Regions from separate parts of the Homo sapiens genome. Here regions 1 and 3 are each linked to region 2. The links are chromatin loops, found by intact Hi-C in ENCODE. Cell type or tissue: HCT116. All regions are shown on one strand. Each heading gives the region's core, and the rest is flanking DNA. Links, peaks and the distances in the headings are about the cores only.

The links. Peaks named below come from ENCODE experiments on the same cell type or tissue, not always from the same donor. Only the 100,000 strongest peaks of a DNase experiment are listed, where the experiment ranks them.
Region 1: a loop joins it to region 2, with 3 times the contacts of the local background. A loop is called at or near these places in 5 of 110 quality-filtered maps.
Region 3: a loop joins it to region 2, with 9 times the contacts of the local background. A loop is called at or near these places in 3 of 110 quality-filtered maps.

What each region holds. Positions count from the first base shown.
Region 1 is chr10:84,711,914-84,722,003 of GRCh38, forward strand. No RefSeq gene overlaps it. Among named protein-coding and RNA genes, the nearest start is that of CCSER2, 390 kb to the left of the region's middle. In HCT116, for the core only: a CTCF peak has its summit at 4,143 (motif pointing left); a DNase peak (open chromatin) is centred at 4,138; H3K27me3 peaks cover 1,991 bases.
Region 2 is chr10:84,260,041-84,270,130 of GRCh38, forward strand. No RefSeq gene overlaps it. Among named protein-coding and RNA genes, the nearest start is that of LINC00858, 15 kb to the right of the region's middle. RefSeq lists a silencer at 4,661-4,810 and an enhancer at 9,176-10,090. In HCT116, for the core only: CTCF peaks have their summits at 4,732 (motif pointing right) and 7,689 (motif pointing right); DNase peaks (open chromatin) are centred at 4,711 and 7,701.
Region 3 is chr10:84,607,470-84,617,559 of GRCh38, forward strand. No RefSeq gene overlaps it. Among named protein-coding and RNA genes, the nearest start is that of CCSER2, 280 kb to the left of the region's middle. In HCT116, for the core only: CTCF peaks have their summits at 6,118 (motif pointing right) and 6,371; DNase peaks (open chromatin) are centred at 6,092 and 6,402; H3K27me3 peaks cover 1,342 bases.

The DNA of each region.
Region 1 (10,090 bases), core at 637-8,636, 450 kb after region 2:
CATTCTACCCCACTTCCAGAGGTGACACCTGGTGCTGCCAACTCTGAAGCCTTTTGAGGATTCTGCATTCTTCTTTGGATTGTTTCTTGGCTCTCCCTACTGTTGGCTTAGAACTGCCAAGTCAGTTACCATTCACCCATCTGCTTTCCAGCCTCCAATATCAGGGGGATGTTGTCTTCTCTCTTCGTCTCCCTGCCTTTTGAGTTTATTCTTTTTAAACAAAATCTCCTTGCTGTAGTTTCAGTGGGATTACGAGAGAGGGTGCTTTAGATGCATGTGCTCAATCTGCCATCTTTACCTTAAAATCTTGGGATGGAAGTTTCCACCACCCTGGTGTGAAGACAGATTTAATTTGAATCACAGGTTATGGAGAAATGAATGTTTCTTGCACTCTTAAATTTGTGGATACAACTTATTCTGTTTCATATGCTCTGATACATATTCTTCTTCTTTTTTTTTGAGACGGAATCTTGCTCTGTCACCCAGGCTGGAGTGCTGTGGCGCGATCTTGGCTCACTGCAAGCTCCGCCTCTCCGGTTCACGCCATTCTCCTGCCTCAGCGTCCCGAGTAGCTGGGACTACGGGCGCCCGCCGCCACGCCCAGCTAATTTTTTTGTATTTTTAATAGAGACAGAGTTTCACCGTGTTAGCCAGGATGATCTCGATCTCCTGACCTCATGATCCGCCTGCCTTGGCCTCCCAAAGTGCTGGGATTACAGGCGTGAGCCACCGCGCCCGGCCCTGATACATATTCTTATGTCTCTGAGGAATTCACACGTGTGTCTCTGTAATTTGGACATTTTGGGGATGTGTTCATGTTTCTTAAGCAGAAAATGACTCCTCAACCACCCAATCTCCACATACACATTAATGAGCTACCAAATCTTGTGAAGAATATTAACCTCTGTGGCTTTAGCTTCCTCATTGGCAGTATCCTCTTTTCCTTAAGGAATAAGCTGGCCCGTGCATCTGGCATCCTTCTGCCCCTGGCATGTTTGATTTTATGAGTCTGTGAGATTACTTAGTATATAGTGCACCCCATGTTTGCAATTTTTCCCTCTGGTGGAGGTTTCCCATGTGTGGTCCCTTTGTTTCCTGGACACAGGCATAGGTCCTTGCCAGCTGTCAGGCTTCTTCTCATCCCACTCGTCCAAAAAACTAATGTCTTGGCAGGTTTTGTGCTGAATTCAACCTCAGTTACAGCCACTTACTGACCTTCTACTCAGTGGCAGGTGCTCTCTTAACACATGCAGCACACAGAGATGAACTAGTCAAGTCCTGCTGTCCAGAAGCTAGTGATCCAGCAGGGAAGACAAACACATAGCTCAGTATCATACTAAGAAATAGGTTCTTTGATAGCAGTGAAAATAAAATGTGCTGGAAGAAGCACAGGGAAAGAGTGATGAATTTTGCCTGTAGGGATGAGGCAAAGCTTCATACACACTGTGACACATGCATCAGTTCTCACGGGAAAGTACGAATGTTCTAGGCTATAGAAATAGTGTTGGCAAAGGGGGGATGATGTGGGAGAGAGGGAGAAGAGGGAGAGCAGGGAGTGAAGTACAGTGAACATGTGTTGCTATTTTCTGCATATCAGGAGCCTAGATAGGCATGGTGGCAAAGAGGTTATCCTGAGAGAAGAGAGAAGGTTGGCTGAGCAAAAGCTAGTTACCTGGTTGAAGCCTCATTCTGGAGTTTGATTGCCTGGTTTGCAAACTTAGTTTCATCACTTACAGACCCTGTGACTCTTGGAAAGTTGCTTTACCCTTTGATATGGTTTTGCTCTGTGTCCTTGCTTGTATGTCATGTCCAGTTGTAATCCCCAGTGTTGAAGGAGGGGCCTGGTGGGAGGTGATTGGATCATGGGGGCAGATTCTCCCTTGCTGTTCTGGTGATAGTGAGTGAGCTCTCATGAAATCTGGCAGTTTAAAAGTTTGTAGCACCTCTCGCTTTGCTCTCACTTTGCTCTCTTCCTCCAGCTCCAGCTATGTGTAAGATGTGCCTCCTTCCCCTTTCCCTTCTGCCGTGATTATAAGTTTCCTAAGGCATCCTCAGCCATGCTTCCCATACAGCCTATGGAACCATGAGCCAATTAAAACTATTATCTTTATCAATTACCCAGTTTCAGGAATTTCTTTATAGCAGTGCAAGAATGGACTAAGATACCCTTTCTTCAGTTTCCTTATCTGTAAAACAGGAGAGATTATACAAATAAAACAAACTGATGCATGTAAATATTTTTGCACAGTATATGACACATAGGTTAAGTGCTCAAATGATGGCTTTAATTTTATATGCCTGTTTATCTTTTCATCCTTCTATTCAACTATCCACTTCTCTTTATGTCTTTTCTTGTTGTACAAAGGTTTTGACAGACAGAAAAAGGTATTGAAGGGCTCTCAGGGAGAGTACGATGAGTTCAGTTTTAGATGTTATGAGTTTGCTGTGCCTGTGGGATACTCAAGTGGTGATGTCAAACAGAGATTTTGAAAATTTGGTTCCAGGTGTTCATAGGAGAGGTCAGAGTTGGAGATATGGATTTGTGAGTGACAGGTGAAGTCAATGGCGGGAATGAGATTAGAATTGGAGGGGAGATTGGGAATGAAGTCTAGGGCATTAGTACCTTGATGAACTTCTCCATTTCAAAGTAGAAAGAGGAAGAGGAGAGAGGGAAGGTGTATTACTCTGCTTGGGCTGCCATAACAAAATACCAAATACTGGACAGCAGCATAAACAACAAGAGTGTCTTGTTTCACAGCTCTGGAGGCTGAAAGTCCAAAAATCAAGGTCCACAGGGTCAGGCTCTGTTGAGGACTCTTTTCTTGGCTTGCAGATGGCCACCTTCTCATTGCATCATCATGTGGCCTGTTTTTGTTGTGTGCAAACAAGGAGATGGAGGGAGAAGCAGGAAGAAAGAGAAAGTGGGAGAGAAAGAGCTCTCTGGTGTCTCTTCTCATAGGAACACTAACCGCATCTGATCAGGGCCCCACCCTTATTACCTCATTTAACCTTGACTATCTCCATAAAGTTGCTATCTTCAAACACAATCACATTGGAGGTTGGGACTTGAATTGTGTACCCCCTCCCCTAACTCATATTAGGGGAGGGGGGACCCAATTCAGCTCATAGCAGAATGTGACTTAGAAAAATAGAAGAGGTAAGGAAGAATTTGAGGGACAGCAGGGAAACTGGGGGATGAGAGAAGTTCTTGAAAATGCAAGGCCAACAATGTCAAAAGATGCAGTAATAATAATAAAAAAAGAATAGCTACAATGTCATGTGTAACTATTGTGGGTAACCCTTTACATGAGTTACTTCGTAATTCCTCATATCATCCTGTGCTGTCAGTCCCTTTTTGAGTTGAAGAAACTGAAGTTGGTAGAAATTGAGTAATGTGATGGCGCTTCCCCAGCTGGTTAGTGGAGAGCCAGTTTTCAAACATGGGTTTCTGATCCCAAGTTGTGTATTATTTCCATTGTGCTCAGTTGCTCTCCTGGCGGGAGGTTGATGTTGAGAAGAGGTCACAGGGTTGGAGGGGTTTTGGGATGGGTCAGTGATGGTATGAGAAAAAGGGTGCTGGTCTAACTTAGGCCCATGGGCTATATTTTCTGACCCTTGCTAAGAGAAACATAACTGTGACTGTAAAGAGAGAGGGAGGTTAGTGGCTGGTTAGGGATGGGTCAATGGTGGTATGAGAAAAAGAAGGGCAGGTTTCAGGATGTGGGTTATACGGGGAAGTGGGGAAGTGCAGCCTGGTAAATCTTAGACCATTGTGCGGATTGTAAGTGCCCTTTGACATGTTGTCTATTCATGGGAAAGATGACTCTATAGTCAGTAGCTCTAGGAAGCCCAGCATTCTGTGTTTCTTGGTATCAGAACGCATTTGCACAACATTGGATGTTTTCTTCCCTACCCTTGCTTATTGGAGCTGCATCGCTGGCCAAAAGCTCTGCATGGGTTTTGACTGCAGGCAGGTGCAACCCAACAGCACCTCACCTCAAGCATGCACCTGTACCTGATGCTGCCTGCTGTCACCATGGGTCTCTTCTCTGGTTCCCACAGGTTGTTGGATACATTTCCCCCTGATTCCTGCATTACACACAATCCTGCAACGTGGTGTACACAGGAGCCAGCATCTGCCCCCTAGTGGCAGCCAACTTGGCAGTGCAGCCTCATTTTCCCTCTCTGCTTCCCCCGCCTTGTCCCTGTCATGCTCCTTGGGATTGTACTTCCTAACAAGGCACATAAGTCTTCCTAAATAGTGCAGAAATCTTCTGCCTCAGGCTCATTTCTTTTGAAAATGAAGCTTTTACATGCAGGCCATAACACCCCTTCCTTTAGAGATTCACAGTGTGTGTAAGCATAATATAGTTTCTTTTTTTTTTTTTTTTTTTTGAGACGGAGTCTCGCTCTGTCGCCCAGGCCGGACTGCGGACTGCAGTGGCGCAATCTCGGCTCACTGCAAGCTCCGCTTCCCGGGTTCACGCCATTCTCCTGCCTCAGCCTCCCGAGTAGCTGGGACTACAGGCGCCCGCCACCGCGCCCGGCTAATTTTTTGTATTTTTAGTAGAGACGGGGTTTCACCTTGTTAGCCAGGATGGTCTCGATCTCCTGACCTCATGATCCACCCGCCTCGGCCTCCCAAAGTGCTGGGATTACAGGCGTGAGCCACCGCGCCCGGCCTGCATAATATAGTTTCTAAGAATTTTTACAGAAAAAGCCTCTGCATAATCCAGAGAGCCCTAAGCTTATTAAACTTTGAGTCTCTTTTTTTATTTTAAATATTACACTAATTCAACTCCAAGGATTATAGTGTTCTACAATGTATGGGACACAGATTGAGTTTAGCTTGTGTAGTCTATTTCCAAGGGAAGGGATCAGCAAACATTTCCCTATAATGGGCCATATAGTAAATATTTAAGGCTTTGCAGGCCATAAGGTCTCTGTCGCCACTACTGAACGCCAGCATTGTAGCCAGAAGTAGGCATAGATAATGGAGAAATGAATGGGCATAGCTTTATTTACAAAATAAGGTGGTGGGCTGAATTTGGCCCATGGGCCATAGCTTGCTGACCCCTGCTAAGAGAAACATAAGTGTGAATGGAAAGAGAGGGAGGTTAGTGGCTGGTTAGGGAAAGACAGCAGAACTGAAATGAGGGAAAAATGCAAGGAAACTGAGGGTGATCTCCTCTCACTGCTAAGTGTCTCTCACCTTTCTTCGTGTGCCTCCTGAATTCCTTGATATGGTCAACAGAGCAAGCATAGAAAATAACCTCTCACCCTTCTTTGTGTGCTTCCTGAATTCCTTGATATTGTCAACATAGCAAGCATGGAAAATAACCTCTCACTTTGCCTATAATCTGTTTGGCATGATCAAGGTAGGTCAGCTGTTCAGAGTCACCTTTGACCTCCCTGCCCTTGTACATAGATGTACAGCATTTCCAGAGTCCTTCTCAGCCCTGCGTCATCAGGAGTTGATGAAAGCCTATTATTCTTGCCCATTGCTAGCATTGATCTTATGGCTCTGCCTCCCTAAGCAGGCTGCTTGTTGGTGTAATGCATCTTGGGGCAATCTATGGTGCCAGGCCCAATGGAAGAGGGGCCTGAGCGGCTCTTCCCAACCCCGGCTGGGCTTGTGGGTGTGTAAACAAGCTGTGTGGTGCAGAGCATCAAGTGTGCCCAGCATGTCCTACTTTTTTTTTTTTTAACATTTTTCTTTTCATAGTCAAGACAATAGGAATATATCATTAGGCTGATTCCAGCTTAGATATATGAGAACTGAGAAGAGGATGAATGGTAGCGGGGAGGAAAATTCATAGGCAGCCAGCACCTGCTGATGCCAGGCCCCTTAGTAGGCACTTTGCATGCTATCTCATGTAATCTTCAGAGTCTTTGAGTAAATGCTGTTGTTTTTATCTTTCTGAAGAATCAGAGATGATATATATCTTGCCCAAAGTTATATGGCTAGCATGAAGGGTAGCAGCAATAAAATTCCAGAAAGGCAACACTAACGCCTGTGCAATTCTTTCTACCTCTCACTGAGACATGCCTGCTACTTGGCATGTCTGAAAATGAAGTCCCTGTGGCACTGAGTCAGTTTCTTCCACATGTGAAGGAGTGTATGACACTGCTGTCAAGTGTAGATACATGCTGAAATTTAAGTGTGAAACCAGCTCCCTTTCAAGTTGTTCTCATGTTCTCTCATAGAACATGAGAGAAGCTATGTCTCTATTTCTCCATTCCTGGTAGCTGAACTAACTTGCCCACTCCTTGCAGCTCAACCTTAGACCTTTGGAGCAACCGTATTCAGAGAGGGTTGTGTAGAAAGAGAGTAGAGTCCATGAAACTCAAATGCCTACGTGACTAGTACAGAGCCAGCTTTTGCAGAATTGCTCTCAACAAGCTCTTTTCTCATATGCTGTTTGCATGATTTATTATTAAAATCAATGGCATTGTACTGTATCAGCTTGTCAAACCAGGGACTGACGATATGTAAAATGAACATGAAAGAAGCCATGTATGGGATGAGCAGAAGGCAGGCCTACCAACTCTAAAATGATGGGTGAGCTGAAATTTTGATGCTTCTGGTGGAGTAGTAGGCATCAGATCTGATCGAATCTGCTCTCTTGGGGACAATGAATGCTAGGTGAACTATGAGAAAGAATTTTTTTTTTAAATTCAGATTCTTATCTTTGAGGATGTGAAGACTTGTTCTGGCTTCCAAGGAAGCTAGTTTGACAGATGACAGTTATGGAACATCTAGGTGGGAAGTGGGGCTGTGGAGAACTTCCTCTGTGCTTTCTGGCAAGTCTCTGTTGTTGAAGATTATTGCAGTGCCTGCTCACTGAATTCCCAGGACATGTATGTGGCAGGCGGGAGCAGAATCTGGGGTGTACACTCCACTCTTGATCAAAACCATTAGACTTAGTGCTGAGGCCCACTGGAGAAGCCCCTGACACCGACAGCCAGCTCTCCCATCTTGGGACTGACATTTTGCTTGGCTTTGGCCTCTGACTGCCCTGATCCTGCCCACAGAAGTGACTGGATGTTGACTCTGCTTTGATTTGGATTCGTGCTCTTGATGGGAGGTGTCCATATGAGTATCCGTGAGATGGTAGAAAGGAAACTATGATGCATAAATGTGCACCACCACATGTATTCATCAGAGGTCCCCAGAGAAACAGAGCCAATAGGATATATACAGATATACATATGGGGAGGTTTATTGCAGGAATTGTCTCTTGTGGTTATGGAGACTAAGAAATCCCATGATCTGCTGTCTGTAAACCACAGACCCAGAAAAGCTGCTGGTGTAATTCAGTCCAAATCTGAAGCTTGAGAACAAGGAGCACCCATGTCTTCAGGCAAGAGAAGATGGATATCTCAGCTCAAGCAGAGAGACTGAAGCTGACATTCCTCTACCTTTCTGTTCTATTCAGACTCTCGACAGAATGGATGATGCTCATTCATATTAATGAGGGTGGATCTTCTCAGTCTACCAATGCAAATGCTAATCTCTTCCAAAAACACCCTCATAGACACACCCAGGAATAATGTTTTACCAGCTGTTGGGAATTCCTTAGTCCAGCCAAGTTGACACATAAAATGAACCACCACACCATGGGAATTGGTGGCTGTGTTAACTGGCAGAGCCTTCACAACAACACATGTTGGGTGCTCTGGCTCAGAGGCAGATATGAGTTAACTGAAAATAGTATAGGATGAGACCTGGGGGAAGTGATTAAACAATGGCCAGGCCTCCTCCTGATCACAGTTCTTGAGAATGGAGAATTCACCTCTAGCTTCCTGGGTTCATCTCACTCTAACATACATAAATGTCCAACAGTACCTTTATTTGTAATAACCCCAAACTGGAAACAATCCAAATATTCATCAATAGATAAGTGTGTAAACAAAATGGGGTACACCCATACAATGGAATACTACTTAGCAATAGCAATGAATAAACTACTGATCCACGGGACAGCATGGATGAATTGCAAAGTAATTATGTTGAGTGAAGGAAGCCAGACAAAAAGAGAGTACATAGTCTGTGATTCTAATTAGATAAAGTTATAGAAAATGCAGACTAAGCTACTATGACAGAAGGCTGGGAATGACAGGGACCAGGAAAGGGATGGAGGAATAAATTATAAAGGAGCAAGAAGAAACTTTGGAGGATGTTGAGATGTTGAATATGTTCATAATTGTGATGTGGTGTTGGTTTCATGGGAGTGAACACTTGTCAAAACTTATCAAACTATATTTTGAACATGTGCAACTTATGGTATGTGAATGATACCTCAACGAAAGTTTGTTTTAAAATCCAACTTGAAAGCCAACTTCCTTGGGCTCCACCTGTCCTCATATCAAAATTATGCCTTTCCTCTTTTTTCTACCTTCTCCAGCGGACTTCCTGAGGCCAGTGCAGGCACTAGGTTCATCTGGTTTATTATTATTCTAACGATGTCTGGCCTTAGAAAGAAATATAAATACTTATTGGCTGATAAATGCAAAGGCATGGATTTCGGGTTAGTTGTGCCCATGCTTGGATTGCTGCTCTGTCACTCATGAATGAATTTACGATCATTATGCTAAGCCTTTGTTCATTTATAAATTAGGGATAATCTGCCTCACAGAGTCATTGTGAGGAGTAAGTGTGAAAATGTTAGTGATGCACTCAGCAGAATGTTTAGCACCCCCAAGCTTTCATTCATGCTCCATTCCGCCTTAACTGGGGGCTCAATGGGGGATGTTAATGTCCGGCCCTGATGCCCACAAGGGAGACAATAAAAAAAAACCAATATTTTTGAAAAAATATGCCCAGAAGTGTGGAGCATACTGGACTGTTTCCTCCTATTCCTGAATGAGGCTCTTAGGCTGGGAATGCCCCAGAAAGCAAGGAGGTGGTTCCTCTGCAATGTACAGTCAATTGGGTTAGGGGCAATCAATGCCAAAGCATTCCTATAGAAACTCTTGAGAATCCAAGGTTAAACGTTGGGAGCCAGTGGAAACAGCATTAATCTTTCTAAAGTCACTATTGTGAAATTTTAGGACTGGTGTTCCCTAGAGAAGGGGCAGGTTGGATTTCTGAGTGCTATGTTCTGTATGTTTGTATCACCTCAAAATTAATATGTTGAAACCTAGTCACCAATGTGGGAAGTAATTAGTCACAAGGGCAATGCCATTATCAATAGGATTAGTGCCCTTATAAAAGAGCACTAGAGAATATTAGTGCCCCTAGAAAAGAGATCTCAGCTGCTTTGCCCCTTCTGCCATTTGAGAACACAATGAGATGCCGTTAATAAACCAGGAAGCAGGCTCTTGCTAGATGCTGAATCTGCTGGCACTTTGATCCTGGACTTCGCAGCCTCTAGAACTGTGAGGAAAAAATTTGTGTTGCTTTATAAGTGATCCAGTTTATGATATTTGTGCTATAGTAGCCCAAACAGACTGAGGCACTGAGTCACCTCCAACCCCGGCTGACTCCACACCTTCCTGGGTGGGGGATCATGCCTTCATTAGTGGCCCCTGGCACTAATCCTGATCTTGCCTTGGTTTAAAGTCCTGAGGATGGGCCAGGTCTTATGAAACATGCACATTCCCGAGGAAGGCAAAGTGACTGAGGGAGGGCAAAGGGGAGCTGAGCTCTACCGCAAGTGGAACTGAAGAGGAGGGTAATGGGCCCTTCACATATTATGACAGACAAATCAATATCTTAGCACTTTTGTTCCTCCTCTATATCTGAGATCAATGGAGAGAAAAACACTTCAAATTATATTATTACTATACACCTAAAAGGGGAAATACAAAATAATTCTGAGATAAAGTATTTCTGGTTATTTTAAGATAATTTTCTGAAACCCAGGTAATTACTGGGTCACTAATAGATAAGGAAAACCAGGGTGATGAAAGATATTACATAACTTAATTCTGGCTCTGTTCTGATTTTGGATCGTTATAGCTTAAACAGTAAATCCTGAATAACTCCATGAATTTCCACTGTTAAGTAGAAGAACAGAGAGAAACCCTTAGGGGCTTCTCTTTGAGAAAAGACTAAAAAAATTTACTATAGAGTTATAATTTAGAT
Region 2 (10,090 bases), core at 1,497-9,496:
AGATTTTCTTCCAAGATTTTTATAGTGTCCATTCTTACACTTAAGTCTTTAATCCATCTTGAGTTGATTTTTTTTTTTTTAAGACGGAGTCCTGCTCTGTCACCCAGGCTGAAGTACAGTAGCACCATCATAGCTCACTGCAACCTTTGCCTCCCAGGTTCAAGCAGTTCTCATGCCTCAGCCTCCTAAGTAGCTGGGATTACAGGCATGCGCTACTATGTCTGGCTAATTTTTTGGGGTTTAGTAGAGACAGGGTTTCACCATGTTGAACAGGCTGTCCTCAAATTCCTGACCTCAGGTGATCCACCCACCTTGGCCCCCAAAGTGCTGGGATTACAGGCATGAGCCACCGTGTCTATCCTTGAGTTGATTTTTATATATGGTAAGAGATATGGGTCCAGTTTCATTCTTCTGCATATGGCAATTTAATTTTCCCAGCACCATTTATTGAAAAGGTGTCCTAACATCACTCCTTCTAAATCCTCTAACCCTTAACATAAGGATGTTAACATGGACATCACAGGGTTGTTGTGAGGCTTGAAGATAACATGTACTCACTAAGCACATAGAAAATACTCATTAAAACAGAGCTGTTCGTTAAGTCTTGGCCATGCCTTGCAGGGACTCAGTCTTACATAGAAAGGGGTAAAAGCCCCAGGGTTTGCTTATGGGACCTCAAGCCAGGCTGCCAGCATTCAAACACCATGTATTAAATCGTGATCTGCTGCCCGTCACTTCCTCTGCCTGTGCATCGTTTCCCAAGTTGGGAGGTGAGATGATGGAAGTGGCAACTTGACTACACAGAAAGGACCAGAACATTCCCTGTCATGGTAAGTGCTCATGGAGTATCAGCCACCAGTACATGCCAGTCAAAGACAGCCTCTGGTAATACGGGGCTAGGCCTGCACATTACTTTAAAATGTTTTGAGGTTTGTTGCCAACATTTAAAAATCAGGACAGTTTATTTAAATCCAGATGTCAGAAGATGAGGCTTTACCCGGCTGCCTTCCTACATTGTTACAGTTTGTAGAGCTCAGGGCAGCTCGGCCCTTTGCCCAGGACACATGCTCTTGTGTCAACCTCAGTGCCTGTGTCCCCTGTTGATCCTGTGGGCCTCTGGGTTTGTGACAAGAGCCATCCCGAGTCCCCAAGAGAAAGAGACGAGGCCGAACACATCAGCGTCCTCATCTGTGCTCAGAGGAGAGGCAGGGAGGAAGGTGGTTTGGTTAGGCTGCTTTCAGGGATGGCTTAAGCTCAAGCCTTGCATCCCCAAGGCTTCCCGCAGGAGTGAAAGGAGGGCTTGGGAATGGCCACCCTGGCCTGGGTTGGCAGGAGATGGGAAGGGCTGAAGCAGCACCTGGTGAGGAATGACCAGAGTCCCGCCTGAAGCTACTCACTTCAGAAGCCCCATGTCGGCCCACACCCCCCAATTCCCACTCATGGAGTGGGCTTGGGGAGACTCATCACCTTCAGGCTCTTCTGCCCATGTTCCCAAGCACTTTTAGGATCTTGTCCCCTGTGACACTGCGTGCAGGGCTTCTTCTCTGCCCTCCTTCCCACTCACCCCACAACCTCCCCTGCACCCCTGCCTTCTTTTAAGCAGCTCAGCTGCCTCTGGGGGAAGAGGACAAAGAAAGTGGCTGAATCCTGTCTGAAGTCCACCTCCCTGTGGGCCCTTGGCACAGTCCCTGAGCTGGGATAGGAATCAGAGTCCGCCCATCCCTGGCACTTGGCCTGGCAGAAGTTAGACCACAGCCCTCAAAGGCCTAAATCCTTCTCAGGCTCGCTTTGCTCTGCGCAACCCCTAAGGTGATGGATTCACAGTCCTCAAGCTCTCTGCTGATTTTCTACAATGAATATGTACCACTTTTGCAATCACAAAAACATGTAAAGAGTAATGTTACTTCTACCTCCTTCAAGTGTTTTATCCCTGGCTGTAGTTGTATGTTCCCTGCAGAGCCTGTGGGCCTCTGGGTTTGTGACACTAATGCAGGAGTCCCCATCCCTGAATGTATATCTGTATATCTGGTGAGACCCGGGGCCCTGAAGGGAAATGGAGATGGTGGGCAAGGTGACTGAGGAAGTCTGATGATGAAGGCGCAGCTGACCCAGGACCGTGGAGGCAGGAGAAAGCAAGCTCCGTCCCACAGAGCGGAGGGGAAGAATAGATAAGCCCCATCAGTCTGAGTTTGCTGAGCGTCATTCCCCACCAGCCTTCCTCTCCTGCCTCCCTCCTAGGCTCCTCTGGAGCAACTGCTCACCCTTTCCTGGGCACCCCTTGGTCTTTTTTCTCCATTCACTTGTGACCCCTTAATGCCACCCCCTGCAGACACAATGAATTTTAGGGGGACACACCAACAAGGTCCCCCCGCCCATGTTAGTCATCACTAGCACCACAGTGCTCTCTCCAAGTTCCGTGCAGCCCTGGAGAACTGGGGCCACATTGTGGAAAGGGGAACAAGAGCAAGGTGAGAAGACTGAGTCTGGAGAAGTCAGGAAGGAAGAAAGAAGGGTGAAAATAGCAGAGACTGTGCTAGAGCCTCATCTGCAGAGCTCGAGGGCTCAGGGCATCTTCACTGGAGGCCCGGGGAACCAGCCTAACTTCTCCTGCCCTGGCCTCTAGCCACACTCTACACTAAAGACCACATTGATATGCAGACACACAGACTGGACTTGGAAGAGGCCACCAGGAGGTGGACGTCCAGAACCAGCAAGCATCAAGCACCAGAAAATGTCACCTCCAGCAATCACTTCCTCATTTGTAAGCCAGCATCCATTTGACCCCCTGAATCCCTGTCTGTGTCACTTAGTTCTGACATATTCACCTATCCATCCAATACGTATCTACTGAACAGCTGCTGTGTGTCAGACACGTGCTCGATGCGACGACGCAGTACCAAGATCCTTTCCAGATACTGCCAGAAAATGTCCACTGCCTCTTTGTCTCTTCGTTACATTTGTGAGTAAAATACAGGTGTTAACAATAGCTAGGAAATCAAAGATAGAAATTACGGTACAGCCATGTCCAAGTAAGTGAAATCAGGTATAATAATAAGGTTATCAAGATAGCCCAGAAATTTCCTTCAGAATCTCTGCAAGTCCTTATCACAAAACTAAACAGTTATCCCTGGCTCTAGATAAATTAAGCGTGCACTCTATGCTTCATTGTGTACTTGATTTAATTGTATTTCAAGAGAATTATCCCCCACTGAATTTCAATGTGTAGCCAATTTTAGCCCCATTCTGGATTTTTAAAATTTTCTGTTTGACTTGGAAATCACCATTTTTTTTCTTTTGTTTCTCTATTTTTTTAAAACCACATAGTCCTATGTAAGAAAACCACCATGATTTCTAAGAACAGTTTTCCCTAAATTGGCATCCACAGAGGAAGGCCCCATAACATGCACTCCTGTAGTGTGACCAGGCCTTGCCATCCCCTCGCTGGGTAACCTTGGGAGTCAAGACCCCCTCTGGCCCATCCCCTCTATCATCTCAGTCCCCCAGGGCTCTGACACAGGCAGAAGATTCTCAAACACTATCGAATTTTTTTTCTCCAAACTAGATGTTTGTGGTGGACTGAATGTTTGTGTCCCCTGAAATACCTATGTTGAAACCCAGTACAGTTAAATGAGGTCATAAGAGCGGAGCCCTGATCCCATAGGATTGTGTCCTTATGAGAAGAGACACCGGAGAGCCTGAGCTCCCTCTTCTCCCACCCCAAGCATATGTCCAGGAAAGACCATGTGAGCTCACTGTGAAAAGTTGGCCCAGCCCAAGGAGAGAGCCCTTACCAGACACCAACACTGCCGGCAACTTGATCTCCGACTTCCAGCCTCCAGAAATGTGCAAAATAAATTTCTGTTGCTTAAGCCACCCAGTCTATGTATTTTGTTACAGCCGCTTTAACAAACTAATACAGTGTTACATCAAAGCTCATCATTGAAACAGATGATAATGGAGGGGACCAACAGCCCAACTGGTGCCCCCAGCCCAGGAACACCCAGTGCCACTTCTGCAGAACCCGGGGATTGTAAAAATCCCATTTAAAAGTTATAAAATTTGGCTTCTAAGATCCCCTCCCACTCTAAGATCCATTGATTCTAGAATGTATTTGAGTTCTTTCACAAAGAAATGTAAGTACCGTAGAATATTATCACCCACCTCATCCTCTTGCTGGGAAAGATGGCTCTGCCTATTGCCAAATGGACTTGACATCACAAATAAAGTAGAAAGTTGTAACCAAGGTAAAGGATTGGCCCCTTCCGGAGACCTTCACTGGCACAATTTTCCTGGGGAGGGAAAGGGCTGTGCATTTGATTGTCTAGCAAGAAAGTAGATACCAACTAGATACTGCCTGAACTATACAGTATCTATATTCCCTGTTAAAGGGAAAAGGGATCCCACAAATTTTCTATATAGATAAATAAATTCATTGGCAAAGAAGTTGGCCTAATTTATTCATATCTTTCTTTTTGCCTCATAATTAATAGAATTTCTGCTGTTCTCCCTGTCAGAGATACTCCTGGTCCAATTCTCTCAAATACAAGCTCACTCTCCTTCCCACCACAACTGTCTCCCTTCTTGTGTTCCCTGTGTATGTAAATATCACTATTATCTGTCCTGTCATCTAAGGTAAATGAAGAGAGAAGGGAAAAGCAGAGATCCGACATGCATAAATACTCGCACTGGGCAGAATGTGAGGGTGGCGCAGTGCTCAGCAGGTACCACAAGGTGGCAGTGCCCTCTCAATGATCAGTACATCCTGAGCTGCCAGCCCTGATGGTAGTGCCTCTCCGCAGAGCCTGGGGGTCTCCTGCTGAGGCCGCGTGGGTGGGTTATTGATTCCTGCAGGATTTCCGACACGTTTTCCTTTGCCTGCTCGTGATACAGACGAAACCTGACACTTAACTGTTTCTACCTCAAATGATGACATGATTCCACATCTCTCTCTTTCTTAAAGGAAACACAGTGTCATGCACGTTGGCCAGAGGAGTCTTTGATGGCCCCATGGAGTCAGTCCCTTTTCTCTGTCTATAGAACAGCCATTGAATGTCTAGCCAAATGGAGGCCTCCAAAGCCCTGCACACCACAGCATTTTGATAAGAGGTCTGGGCCTGGGTTTTGTCTTTGTCTGACTGATAAGTCAGGGCAGTCCCTGGATTTCTCCAACCTGGGACTGTTCATCTGAAAAGTGGTGGTGATTAGCCCTCATGCTGTGATCATAGGTGGAAGAACACTGCAAACTATGGGGTGTGGGGCAGGAGGGTTCGGAGAAGCACCCCACTCCTCAGGCAGAGGCACAATAAATGACATTTGGCAATTGTGGGCAATGTTTCTAAGGTAACGAGGGCTGGGAAAGCACTGGGTGAAGGCCAGAGATATAATCCTTAAGTCTTCCCTCTGTTCTCGGTTGAGGTAACTTGCTGCTCCTCTCTTAAGCTGCTCCTTGGCCCCAACATCACACACCTGCTCTTCCCTCCATCCACCTGGCAGCTCTCACAATGGCCTCCATTATCCCCTGCACAGCATCCTCAGCTCAGCTGCCCTGCCCTCTGCAGCTGTCCAACACATGCACCGCCTTCGCCTTCTAGATCACAGCCAGCTTGGCAGATTGGAAAGGGCTCAGCTTTGGGTGTTGGAAATCCCTGGGCATGAATCCAGGATTTACCATTTATTCAATGTGACAAAGATTCTCTGCTTGACCAAACTCGAGTCAGGCTCTTGAACCTTCTTCTAGGCCCATCTCTGAACTTCCTTGTAACACCCAGTTGTAGCAAAGAACCCTATTAAGTTAGTTTAGCAAGAACCATCAGCCCTGGATATCTGATCAGGTTCCTCAGCCTGCACCATCCCCCAGGTGATTTCTGATCACCCTGGCCTGTCTTCAGCAAGAATCTTGTTCGATAGGTTTAGCCAGAATCCCTTTTATTCTTGATGTTTCATCTTAGTAATTTTCCATCCAGCAAACCACACCCTGCTCCTGGGCTATCGTTTCCGACTTGTCCATCTCTCTCACCCATTGCAACATTCCATTGCAGCTGTCCCTACACCTATAGCGATGGTCCTGAATAAAGTCTTTACCATGCTTTCACAAGTGTCATCGAATAGTATTTTTTAACAAATGTCTAAGCAAGTTCGAGCAAATTTTTTATCTCTGAGTTTGTTCCACATCCACAAGAATGGACTCATTTGGGTGGCATACTTTAAAGCACATGGTACCCGGTAGGTGCTCAATAGATATTAGATATGTTCCATCAGGGACTTCATCATCTACTCTTTGCTGTCACTCAAGAAAAGGGTGTGTAGGAGAATTGTGATAATTGACTGGCGATTACACACCACAAGTGTCCCAACTACTCCCTCATTTAATCCCCACAACATCCTCACAAGCACAGTTCTCAACTTCGTTTGCAAATTTGAATCACCTGGTTCCTGGTGACTCAATGTGTTATCCCTGCACTGGAAGCCCCAACCTCATTTGGGAGCTTGTTCGAAATGTCTCAGGGTTGGGCGTGGTGGCTCATGCCTGTAATCCCAGCACTTTGGGAGGCTGAGATGGAAGGATCACTTGAGTCCAAGAGCTGGACACCAGCCGGGGCAACATAGTGAGCCCTTGTCTCTGTAAATACATACATACACACATACATACATACATACATACATACATACATACATACATACATAAAATAAAAATTTTTTAAAAAGAAATGTCTCAGGCCCTCAAGTCTCAGGGCCCAGCTCAGAACTCCTTAATCCAAATCTTCATTTTAACGACCCCTAGAGTTGGTTTGTGTGCACCTTAAAACTTGAGAAGCCCCAGAGAGCCTTACAGATTATAGCTGTCTAGGTCCCTGGCACAGAGATTCTGATGTGGTAGGTTTAAAGGGCTGGCTGGCTTGGGCTTTTTAAGCTCCCAGGTGATTCTGATATGCAGCCATGAGTGAGAACCACCACTTTTGGGGAGTGGTATGAACAGTTCTGTTTCATGAAGAGTGATTTAACTGAGATTTACTCTGAGTTATCTCTGAGGCCATTGTTTGCTGTTTTATATTAATATATATTTCTCTCTAGGTGTTCATTCTTCTTCACTTGCTCTTGTTCTATGGCTTGCTCTCATCTTTCTCTTACTAATTCTCCCAAATTCCAAAGACCATAGGCCAGCAGGAGAGCCTCAGCCCAAGGCTTTTTATTTTATTATCATGATATCATCCACAAGATAATAGGGCCAGGGCTTTTAGTGGGCGCACTAAAGAATAAGAGGTTAATAATACTGCTGAAGGTCATACAGTAAATGAGAAAGCTTGGTTTGTGCCTCCTGGCACAGGGATTTTTGGATATCAGTGCAGGCAATGCACATCCAAGATGCTGTAGAGCAGCACTTCTCAAACTCTTCGGTGCACACAAATCACCTGGGATCTTGTTAAATGCAGACTCTGGTTCAGTAGGCCTGGGTAGGGACCAAGGATGCATTTCTAACAAACTCCCAAGTAAACCGATGTTACTGAGTTGCAGTGTGTTCAGCCAAAGCAACCGATTATGATCCTAGCTGCTCCTCCATCACTTCCCAGCCTCTGACTGGGTGTTCATTGTCTCTCACCTGCCAGATGATTCAGATCAATGTTTCAAGTTGTGTCATTGGACTGAGCTCTGAAAACCTCCATGCCAGGCCTAAGATGCCACTGGGTGGCGCTCTGGTGCACCTCCCTATGGCATTTCCTGTTGCCGCACAGCTGTTGGGTGTTCACCATTCAACAACAATTCAACAAATATTTATTGAGCCTAACTGTAAGTCAAGTTTAAACAAGACAGACAAGGTCCTCATGAGGGGCTTACATTGTACTGACAATAAACAAGTAAATGTATAAAAGAAATCGTTACAAATTTTGATAAGCACTTTGGAGGACATAAACTAGGGAACAGATAGGGAAGCTGGGAGAGGTGGTTGGGAAAGACCTCTCTGAAGAGGTGATATTCAAGCTGTGACTTAAACGATAATAATAAGGCTGTCAGGTGAGGGCAAAAGGAAAATATTTCAGGCAGAGGGAACAGCAAGTGGGAAAGGGAGTGGCTGTTCGAGGAGAGGCATGAGGCTGGGGCAGAAAGCCCAAAGAGAAGCAACGGGAGACGCAGGGGACATGTCCATCCAGTAGGGCTGGCTGGGATGGGGAAGGGGAACAGTGAGTTTTATTTTAAGAGCAAATGAAAATCTTTGAAAGGTTTTCATCAAGAAAGTAACCAGATCTGGTTTCCATTTTTAACTGATGTCTCTGGCTGCTGTTTGGGGGCTACATTGAACAGTAGAGGCTGAAAATTGAAGTAGGGATTGTTACAATAGTCCAGACCAAAGATGCTGCTGCCTTGAACTAGGTGGTGGTGACGATAACAGTGAGATATGGACAGATTTGTTACACAGTTTTAGAAACAGATGTTACATGACTTGCTAGTGGTTTAAGTAAGTTTATCAGTTTGGGTGCTTTTGATTTCAGGTAACAGAAAATGTAAATATTAACAGTCTGAAAAATAAGTGCAACTTACAGATTCCCACAAATGAAAAGTGGAAGAGTGGAAGCTTCATGCAAGGTTTGATCAGGTCTCCAGGTTTATTTTTCTGTGATTCTCAGGTCTGCCCTTTCTCTCTCCCACTCTCTATGTGTCCATTTATTCTTACGCTAACTTTATTAATAACTCCAAGATGGCTCCTAGAACAATATACGTACATGATTGTGAGTTAGTTCTGTTCACATATAGGAGGAAGCAAGCATCATTCCCAATAACCATAAAATAAAAATCTTGAGTTGGGGCTTGATTCGACCACTTCTAAACAAATCCCTGTTTCCAGGAGAATTAAAATGATAGTTGGCTTAATACTCCCATTAATCCCCAGCTGCCAATGGACTGATTAGCTTAGCTTAGATGGGATTTATTGGAAACCATCACCATAGGTAAGAGGGTGAAATTATTTTAATTTGCTTGTACCAATAAAGGTACGGGTGTAGTCAGACCTACACAAATGACATAGTTGCTGAGTAGTGGGAGAGGGCAGAATGGATGCTGTAGAGAAAATTTCCATTTCCATTTGTAAATGAGGTGAGAATCGAGGACATGGGAGTACATAAGGATGGTACCTAGGGTTTTGGAGGTGCCATATACCAAGATGAGGAAGACAAACCAGGCTTGGGGGAGAATAAATACAGATGCCTCTTAGATACTCAGGTATTTGGATCTAGTGAGCATTTAGGTCTAGTGAGCATCTGGAAATATGAGCAAGAGCTGAAGGGAGTTGTCCTGGGTGTAGTCACATGGCATCATGTAGTCACATGGCAGGTGTGGGACAGAGTGACAAACTTTCAGCCACTTAGCACAGCCTCTCCCTGCCAGCTCGGGAATCAGAAGAAAAACCCTGTGATGAGAAGGTTAGAACTAGTGATTCTCTAAACCAAATAAAGCCATGAGCACCAATATTCTGCTACTAAAGGAATAAATGAAGATCTAAATGAATACATTACAATTACACATCTCTTTCATGTCTTTTGTTTGAGCGATCCTCAGAACAATGAAAGAAAGGTAGCAGGAAGAGAATTTAGAATCCCATTTTTCAGATGAAAAAGCTGAGATGTGCACAGGTTAAGTGGCACCCCAAATCCACCAGAACCTGAGTTTGGAATCCATCCTCTTGATCCTAAATCTAGTCCCCACGCCCTGCAGATCCAAACATCTATGATCAGATAAATCTATTCATGGGGACAATATATCTACAACCAAAGATATTCTATGACTCAAGTCAGCACATGCTAAGAATTTTTCAGATGCTGTGGAAGGTGACTTAACAGGGAGGCAGCAGGTGACATAGAAAGAATCTTGGTCTCCTGGTCAGAACAGACACCCACTTTGGAGTTCCAGCTTTGCTGTTCCCTTCCTGTGTGACTTTGGGTGAATCACTGAATTTTTGTGGGCTGCATTTTCATTTATGATGGGTTGGATTACATCAGTCGTTTTCAAACTTTTTTTAAAAAACTGAAGCAATCCTTAGGTCACTGGTTAAATTCCTGCTGGAAGTAGGTGACTTATGCTTCAGCTGGGCATTGTGGCT
Region 3 (10,090 bases), core at 1,336-9,335, 350 kb after region 2:
CTGGGTGCCAAGACAGGGCTAGGAGAGTTTTCTGATTAAAACTCAGAGGTGAAGCCTGTCACCCAGCAGGCTTATGTTTTAGGACTGGGTTTGGGTTTGGAGGTTGCAGAGCTGAATGCTGCAGACCAGCTGGGGAAGGAAGGGTCGGCTTCAGGCTGTAGCCTGTGCCTTCTCCAGGGAAATTCAGGCGACGTGAGAATGGAGAACTGGAGGGCAGACACAACAAACCCGGCTGCCCACGCCGGGAGGAGGAGTTTTCCCCAGGTGCACTCCCTCTTGCTGTGAGGCTCCAGCCAGCTCTGTGGAAGGGAGACTTGCTCCAGCCCCATGCCCTTTGAAGTGTGCATGAAACTGGGCAGTGTGAGCAGTTTTCAAGCCACGCTCAGGTTTTAAATATTTTTGCCCCTCATTGTAAAGCGATGCATGTCTATCGTGGAAAAGTTGTGAAATACTGAAAAGTCAAAAGAAGAAGAAAAGGCACCCATCAGCCCCTCATCCAGGAATAACCCCTAATTAAGCAATTGGATTTTCCTTTCTGGCTTTTTTCTGTGAATTTCTTCACAATGTTGATCTCATGTTATGATGACCACATTGTGTCCTTTGTTATTGTTGTTTGTTTTACATATAAGCATTTATTTCTGTGGCCATGAAATATAATTTTTAAGGGTTTTGTAATATTCTATTTCTGAGCAAGTCACAATTTGCTGAACAGTTTTAGGCCGGGATTTTAAGTATGTTCACAGCAACGCAACCACCCTTGGGACATGAAGAAAGGGTGGTGGTGGTCAGGACCACGCTGATTCAGGAGGGTGCCCGGAGGTGGCCCAGGATCCCACAGCATCTGGTTATGCCCTGACTGTGACTAAGAATGAAACCAGATGAAAGAGCTGACACAGAAGAAAAGGTACAAATCTGGGTTACAGGAGGATGTAGGTTTGCATTCTGTTTGTCAGTTTTACTGGTTGCAGGACTTAAAGCAAGTTATTCTAGCCTGCTGGGCTTCAGTTTTTTAGTCTAAAAAATGGGGTGATAAATAATTGACTCAAAGGATTGTGCTAAAAACATAAAGTATATCATAGGCAACATGGAAGTGTTTAAATATATAACTAAAAATACACTAAATATGTAATATGTGCTGTATGGTATAATTTCATCCTATATAAATAGAATATAGAAAATATGGTGTAAGCCCTGGAAAACAGATGTAACTTATGTGAGAGAATATAGAAAGGCCTCAGAACAGTGTTTAGCACAGAAAATAGGTCCTAATATCTGTTAGAATGAGGAGTGCTCCTTTTTGACTTAGCTGAAATGATGCATGAACAAGCTTGTTTGGAATCACTGCTGTTTCATGGACCAAATTTAACAGAGGAGGAAGGCCAGGAAAGGCCAAGTCAGTGAGCTTGGCAGTACCTGACCTCGTCTGGTCATTTCTCTGCAGAGCTAACTCAAGCTCTCAGCTGCTTTGTTGAGCAGGGAGAGCATTTGATGGTTTTTCCCAATTTCCTCAAACCCATGACCTCCCATTTCATTTTCCAACTGGCCATTTTCAAAGACTGAAATTATGGTTTTGTGTTTTGCTGTTGGCTCTCTGAATTGCAGAAAAAGCTTTGAAAAATGTACTAGCTTCTGCCTGGTGGCAGAGGAGCTGGGTTGCCCTGGCACACACTAGAGGGATTATCTGGAAAATGAACACACCATCCACTGGAGTTCTCCCAGTGAAATGTCAGGCATTCAGGAATTCAGCCAGATTCCACCTGAGAGGGGGACACATGGAAAGAGCTGGGCTTCCAGACTTCAAAGTACCCCAATCTCAGGTCCCTGTGGGTGGGGACTAGTTAGAGGTGTGGCCTGAATTATAGCTTCATCACCTATAACTGTTAGGTCCTTGAGCAATTCACTTATCCTTATTATAGAATGGGTACAATGCCACCCACGTAGTAAGGTTGTTGTGAGGACAAAGTAAGACTACATATGTAACATGTCTAGGAGAATTCCCTTTCCTCCCATTTCCTCCTCTCTCTGCTCAAGATGCATTCGCAGTCTGTCAGCACTAAGCTTTCACACACTTATGCACACAGGCACATATGCACTCAATGTATGCATACCTAGGCATGCAAACACACATACACATCCATACACAGGCATACATACACACAGGTGCATGCACAGGCACACACATGCACAGACGCAGCATGCATTCCTAGGCTCACGCTCACACACATGCAAACATGTACACACCCACATGCAGAGTTACACGCATGCATGCACACACACATGCAAAGTTACATGCAGGCACACAGACACATTTATGCCCTCAACAAATGCATACACAGGCATGCATGCACACAGGCACATACACAAGCACACACATGCATAGGTGCAAACATGCATTCATAGGCTCACACAAATGTGCACATGTGTGTACATCACATGCAAACTTACATATGTGCATGCACACACATGCATATATGTGCCCACGCCCTCATTGATCTAGTCAGTTCCCTAGATATGACATGAAATTTCGCCTCTGTGTGCCTTTGAAAGCATTCTTTCCTCACTAGGAAAATTATCTTCAGTTCTTCATCAGAAAACTCCTCTCCATCTTGTCTGATCCACAAGTGTCATGTCTTCTGTGAAGCATCTCCTGCCTTCCCTAGACAGAACTATTGGTTCCTTCTTCATTTCCCTAGGAACCTGTGAGCAGATTGAAGGGATATCTCTTACTCATCTTTGGATCCCCAGCATCTGACACAGAATTAGGGCTCCTGAAATGATTACTGAATGCTGAAAGGGCAGGGGCAAATTCCATTCCATCAGGTTCCTCGGTCTGTGATCCTTTTAAAGAGGTTTGGGGGCCAATTTCTGGGGAGAAGTGCTGTTTTAGTAGCCCTTAGAAGAAAGACAGGTGTCTTATAGGAGCCAGATTCAAGGCTCGACAGGTGGAAGGAAAGCAGAAGAGAGGGAAGAAATGTTTTGTGCCCAGGATTCTGCCAGCTCAGGCATGCCTGGGACCAAGGACACAGCCTGGGGAAGTAGGGAAAGAGGACAGGAGAGAGGAAGGAGGAAAGAAAGATAGATATATGGACCCATAAGTAGGAAATATCATGCCAGGTGTCCTGTGAGAGTAAGATGGTAAGAAAGGAGATCTGCCCCTTGAAGGTGGGGGATCTGGCAGGTTCAGACAACGGCAGGGAATGGGAAGGAGGTAGGGTGATAGGCTAGAAAGTAGAATTAGTGGTTCTTAAAAGTTTTGGTCTCTTGGCACTTAAAAAAATTTTTGGAGCTCCAAAGAGTTTTTATTTATGTGGGTTGTATCTATCAATATTTACCATATTATAAACTAGAACTGAAATTTTTCAAATATATTTATGAATTAAAAAATAAAATAGCATAATACTTGTACATACGATAATATTTCAAATAACTATATTCTACTTCAAAAGATTATTGAGAAGAATAGCATTGTTTTATATTTTTTTCAACTTTTACAAATGTCTGGCTTAACAGAAGACAGGTTTTCATTTCCATCTTTGCATTCAATTGAATAGATTCAATAAAGTTTGAGCCTACCTTTTCATCCTCCAACAATTATTTCAGGTGCCGCTGTCAATCTGTTTGCATTCAATCTGTTGTGATATTCCATGCAAGTTGCCTCTGGAAACCCCTCTCTAGGCTTATGCAAGAATGAGAATGAAGAAGCTAGATTGTACTTAGTATTTTTATGCAAATAGTTTGCGTTTACAGACTCCATGGAAGGGTCATGGGTACTTCCATGGGTTTCTGAAACACACTTTGAGAACCACTGGCTGAAATAACATAAAAGTTCTGGTATTTGGAAGTTCTCACTTATAAGTGGGAGCTGAACAATGAGAACACATGGACACAAGGACGGGAACAACACATGCTGGGGCCTGTCGGCAGGTGGGGTGTGGGGAGGGAGAGCATTAGGAAAAATAGCTAATGCATGCTGGGCTTAATACCTAGGTGATGGGTTGATAGGTGCAGCAAACCACCATGACACGCATTTACCTATGTAACAAACCTGCACATCCTGCATGTGTACTCAAGAATTTAATTTTTTTTTTTTTGAGATGGAGTTTTACTCTTGTTGCTTAGGCTGGAGTGCAATGGTGAGATCTCGTTTCACCACAACCTACACTTCCTGGGTTCAAGCGATTCTCCTGCCTCAGCCTCCTGAGTAGCTGGGATTACAGGTGCCCACCACCATGCCCAGATAATTTTTTGTATTTTTATTAGAGACGGGGGTTTCACCATGTTGGCCAGGCTGGTCTTGAATTCCTGACCTCAGGTGACCCACCTGCCTTGGCCTCCCAGAGTGCTGGTATTACAGGTGTGAGTCACTGTGCCCGGTCCTTACATTTTTAAAAAATAAGTCCTGGTATTTTTTTTTTTTTTTTTGAGACAGAATTTCACTCTTATTGCCCAGGCTGGAGTGCAATGGCGCAATCTCGGCTCACCACAACCTCTGCCTCCCAGGTTCAAGCGATTCTCCTGCCTCAGCCTCCCAAGTAGCCGGAATTACAGGCTTGCGCCACCACACCTGGCTAATTTTGTGTTTTTAGTAGAGACGGGGTTTCTCCATGTTGGTCAGGCTGGTCTCGAACTCCCGACCTCAGGTGATCCATCCACCTCGGCCTCCCAAAGTGCTGGGATTACAGGTGTAAGCCACCGTGCCCTGCCAGGTCCTGGTATTTCATTGCTTTCTTTTTCAGGTGGAGCTTTACAGTATGTCTTAGCCTTGACCTGTGGAAAGGCAGACGTGCTGCTGCAGCCCTGGCTTGGCTGCTACCTGAGGGCCCTCGTGAAGCTCTGGGTCCTGGCCATGCTGTGGTGGCTTCTGGCTATACAGATAATGAGAGGAGGTGAGCAGCGGTGGGAAGGGAAGAGGAGGGGGCCCTGAGAGGGAATCAGGAGCTGAGCCTGAATCCTGAGGTCTAGGAAGGGCTGTGTGTCCCGGGGGGAGCCACTTCCTCTCCAAGAGCCCCAGCCCTTGTCTGCAGCAGGGGGTTGAGTAGATACCTAAGGGTCCTCCCAGTTAGACAGATGCTGAGATTCTGATCCGGAGTCTCACATAGCCCTGTTGTCCTGTCTGCTTTTGGGAAGGAGCTTCCTCCTGAAGGAAACTGACCATGACTATGCGAGTGGCCAGGCTCCCACTCTTATCATCCATCTGCTTCATATGGCAATAGCTTGATCGTCATTTCTTTCATTACCAAAGTATTAAAATATGTAACAATAGAAAAAAAAAGAAAAATGACAGGAATAAGCATTATAGTCCTCTTTCCTAGGGACAGCCCCTGCTGACACGAGGGGGAGCATCTTTCCAGTCTTTGTCTTGTGCTTATAGTTCATGCTTTATCTTTGCCAGATCATTTCTTCTTAAATACAGCGTTATAACGTGACTTTCAGCAATTGAATAACGTGAACGCTTTATTCTAGCATTCAAGGCTGTCTATCTTTACAGACTTGTCTTTTACGCTTTCCCTCTCTGTGTCTCTCACTCGCACTCTTGCTTCTCCCCAAATGAACCCTGTCGATCCCCTCTCATGCTGTAGAAGCCATCTCCCGGGGCTTAGCACTCCACCTCTAAACTGAATCTATTCTGTGACGCTGGGAAATTCTGACTTAATCATTCCGCACCTTGCTTCCTTGATTACTCCACAGTATCTTTTGTGTTCCTGATCTTATGTCATTTCTGAAGGCTTACCGTATCCTCTGGCTGTCTGTCCACTCTGCTTGTGTGTTCCCACAGCTGTTATTCATACCTTAATCGGCACCTTTCTCACTGTATTGTAATTGTCTGCATGCTTCTTATTTAACGCCAGTTCTGGAGCTGCCCGCAGTGTTGCACGCTGAGTATTTGCTGTCTGGGTTGAGTGTGTGTGTGCGGCTGGTCAGATGCCAGGCGCTGTCTGTGTCACCCAGTGTGTGCACATGGTTGGTTACTTGGGTGTCCTGCTAAACCATGAGCCCCCTGCAGGCAGAGTCCACACAGAATGGATCCATTCCCATTTGTAGGGCTGGGAAAAGCTCCTCCTGGCAGGGCTGGGTAGACTCTGGCCTGTGACGCTTAGGGCTGGCTGAATTCAAGACCACAAGATGTCAGTGTTGTCTCAGCCACAGAGGAACAGCCAGGGCTGTGGCTCTTATGCCTTGCCTAGGTAATTCTGTGAGTTGGGCAAAGCCCAATTTAAACAAAATATGTGTGTCTGTGTGTTATCTTTTGCCCTGTCTTCAAATCCAACAGCCAACAGAGTAGGTGGCCAGTGAATTCGTTGCTGATCATGGGTCTTGTCAAGGTACAGAGGCAACGTGTCTTTCTTGGGGGAACTGGGGGACTGCCATTCTCAGCTCTGACCTCCAGTCAGCAAGTCCAAGGGCACCGCCAGGAGCAGCACCCCTACTGGTGGTGGATGACAGAATGACAGAATTTCTGAGTTCTCACTTCTAGCTTGGAATGTCAGAAGGGTGTTGAGCAGGAAATCAGAAGGGCTGGGTCTGTCCTGACTCTGCCCCATGAAGGATTAAAAACTCAGGAAAGGCACATGATTCTCCAAGTCTCCAAGCCGCATTTTCCCCTAGATGGGCTACCTGGATTAGCAGTGAGCTACCTGATCCCCAAGGCTGTGGCTTCTGCATGTGGCCTCTAATCTATTTCCAGGTGAATGGTTACAAAGCCGTCTTCACCCTGTATCTTCGCACATGACCTAGTTGCAAATCTGTTAGTGGCCAAAACCAGCATCAGTGTTCTCATGGATGTTCTGCTATTCATTCAGTAGCAGATGAAATTCGGATTACTTTAAAAGCAATTTTTAAAAAAAATTTTGAATGGAAAAAAGTAATTTCCAGTAAATATGTTAATTTTCCTTGAACTTGTTCTTAGCAAAACTTTTTCTGTCCTGGATGCTCTCCGTAGGCCCTCTTGATTCTATTCTGGATCTTTTTTTTTTTTTTTTTTTGAGATGGAGTTTCACTCTTGTTGCCCAGGCTGGAGTGCAATGGTGCGATCTTGGCTCACCGCAACCTCTGCCTCCCGGGTTCAAATGATTCTCGTGCCTCAGCCTCCTGAGTAGCCAGGATTACAGGCATGCACCACCACGCCCGGCTAATTTTTGTATTATTAGTAGAGATGGGGTTTCTCCATGTTGCTCAGGCAGGTCTCAGACTCCTGACCTCAGGTGATCTGCCCTCCTCGGCCTCCCAAAGTGCTGGGATTATAGTCATTCTATTCTGGATCTTAATGCCATTCCAGAAAGCCAAGCACCTTAAGGCTTCACAAATATTCTGATTTTGCATAGACACTGTTGAAAAGAGCATCTTTATAATAAATTCCAAATTGATTGTATTATTTAATATCTTCTAAAGACATCACAATGACTTATTGATTTTTTGAAATTAAAATTAAAAACAAACCTACACAATTGTTTGTAATTCACCAGATGTCAGGATCTGGGATCTGCTGAAGCCAAAGCCTCATTTTAAAATGTTGAAAAAACATTTCAATGAAAAATCAATAAAATATATGACAGTAATGAAAAGATGAATAATGATCTGAAACAGACCCTTCCCTTTGATTCAATGTTATACAAAAACATTGAAAGCATCCAAAATGTAACTTGACTATAAGGTTAAAGTTGGGATTGGGAATGGGTAGAAAAGATATGGCAGAGGGAAGGAGTGCTTACTTTCCAGGTACTGTGTTAAGCACTCAAGTTCCCCAGTTGTTTACAATATATTTGAAATATGAACATATGGACTTATTTCTGCTGCTGCTATAATAATTCCTATTCACATAGTTAGATTCCCAGTGTCCCAGGTCTCATCTGCACAGCTGTAGCTGACTTGGGGAAGAGGTGACTCTAACAAGCTTGTGAGGCTGGAATAAATACATCAGTACCATGGTAGTACTCATATGTCACTTGCTTACATGCCAGTTATTCTTCTAAGCACTTTAGTTATATTTTAATCCATTTGATTCTTTTAGCAGCCTATAAGGACAGATTTACAATGATTGTTACTCCCATTTTACAGCAGGGAAAAATGTGGCTCAGAGAAAGTTGCTCAAGGTACACAGCTAGCAAGCAGCAGAGCCAGGATTTGAACCTGGGGAGTACATCTCCAGAGGCTGTGCACTTGACTACTCTGCTATGCTGAGTAATATAACCATATTACCTCTGTGGAAAAAAATAGCAGCATAAATGAACTCAGAAATTGGTACCAGGAAGCATGACATTGCTATAACAAATAGCTGACCTGAAAATGTAGATGCAGGTTTGAAACTGGTTAGAGGCTGGAAGAGTTTAGAGGTGCATGCTAATAAAAGTCTAGATTTGCTGTGGATGAAGCGTCAAGGGTGCTTCTGGTGAGGGCTTGGGAGATGAAAAGAGCCACAGAGAGAGCCTTGTCTTCTTAGAAACTATCTGAGTTGTTGTGATCCAGATGCTGGTAGAAATATGCACAGTAAAGGCCATTCTAATGAGGTCTTAGATGAAAGTGAGGAATGCCTTGCTGAAAACTGGAGGAAAGGCTATCCTTGTTAAAAAGTGGCAAATAACTTAGCTAACTTGTGTCCATGTACTAGTACCTTGTGGAAGACAAAATTTAAGAGCAATAAAATAGGTTATTTGGTGGAAGAAATCTCTAAGCAAAGTGTTGAAGGTGCAGCATGGCTTCTCTTGACTGCTTATAGTAAAATCTGAGAAAAGAAAAATGAATTAAACGAAGAATTTATAGTCAAAAGGGAAGGAGAACTTAAAGATTTGGAAAATTCTCAGCCTGGCTATGTAAAAGGAAAAATAAAAGAAAAATGAATTAAAGGAAAAATTTATAATCATCAAAAGGGAAAGAGAACTTAAAGATTTGGTATTCTTAGCCTGGTTTTATAATGGCAAAACTGCAATTACTTTTGCACCAACCTAATGATTTAAAAGATTGTTCAGGAAAGAATACCAAGGGTGTGGCCAAGTGAATGTTTGATAAAGTCATTAGCATGGATAGAAGAAAGCCAGATGCTATTCATCAAGACAATGGAAGAGTGATCCAAAATACGTTTCAGAGCTCTTCCAGGCTGCCACTTCCATCACAGGCCTGGAGTACCAGGGCCTTGAGGGCAGAATAGTTTCAAGAGAGGGGTCCAGAGGTGTGAGGCTTCAGGGCTCACTGCCCAGGGCTGCCTCAAGTCTCTGCTACTTGTATTTGAATGCAGTGCTTCTTGGCCACCCCAACAGTGGCTCAAGTAGGCCCATGTGGGGCTTGAGCCACTGTTCCAGAGGGCACAAGACAGTAAGCCTTGGTGACATACATGTGCATATGTACAGAAAATAAGAGCTGTGAGAGCATGGCTGCCTCTATCTAGATTTCAAAAGATGCCTTGGAGAGCCTCAGAGCCCTGGCAGTGAACTGCTACAGAGCAGAGCCACCACAGAGAGCTAGGACAATGCTTAGTGGAGCTGTGGGATTGGAGTCACTGCTACAGTGGGTTCTACAAAGACTTACAAAGAGCCGCCAGTGTGCAACACCACCCTGGGAGAGCTGCAGGCACCTGGCCCAAACTCTGAGAGCTGCTGTATAGGTGACACCTAGCAAAGCCATGAGGGTAGGGCTCCCTGAAACTTTGGGGGCTGAGCCCCTGCCCCAGTGTGTCCAGAAGACAGGACATGGAGTCTAATGAGACTGTTCTCAAGCCTCAAGATTTAATATTGTTTGCCTTGTTGAGTTTTAGACTTGCAACCGGTTACCCCTTCCTTCTTTCCTATGTCTTCCTTTTGGAAAGGGAATGCCTATCTTATGCCTGACTTGCCATTGTGTTTTGGAAGCATATAACTTGTTTGATTTCACAGGCTCCCAGTTGGAGGGGGAATTTGCCTCAGGATGATCCATCACTTGAGTATCACCTATATTTATTTAGATGAAACTATGGTCCTTAGACTCTGATTTGGTGCTGGAATGAGTTAAGACTTTGAGGGGATAAGAGATGGAATAAAGGTGCTTTGCATGTGAGAAGGACATGAATTTTGGGGGCCAGGAGAAGAATGCTGTGGTCTGAGTTTGTCTGCCAAATTCACTT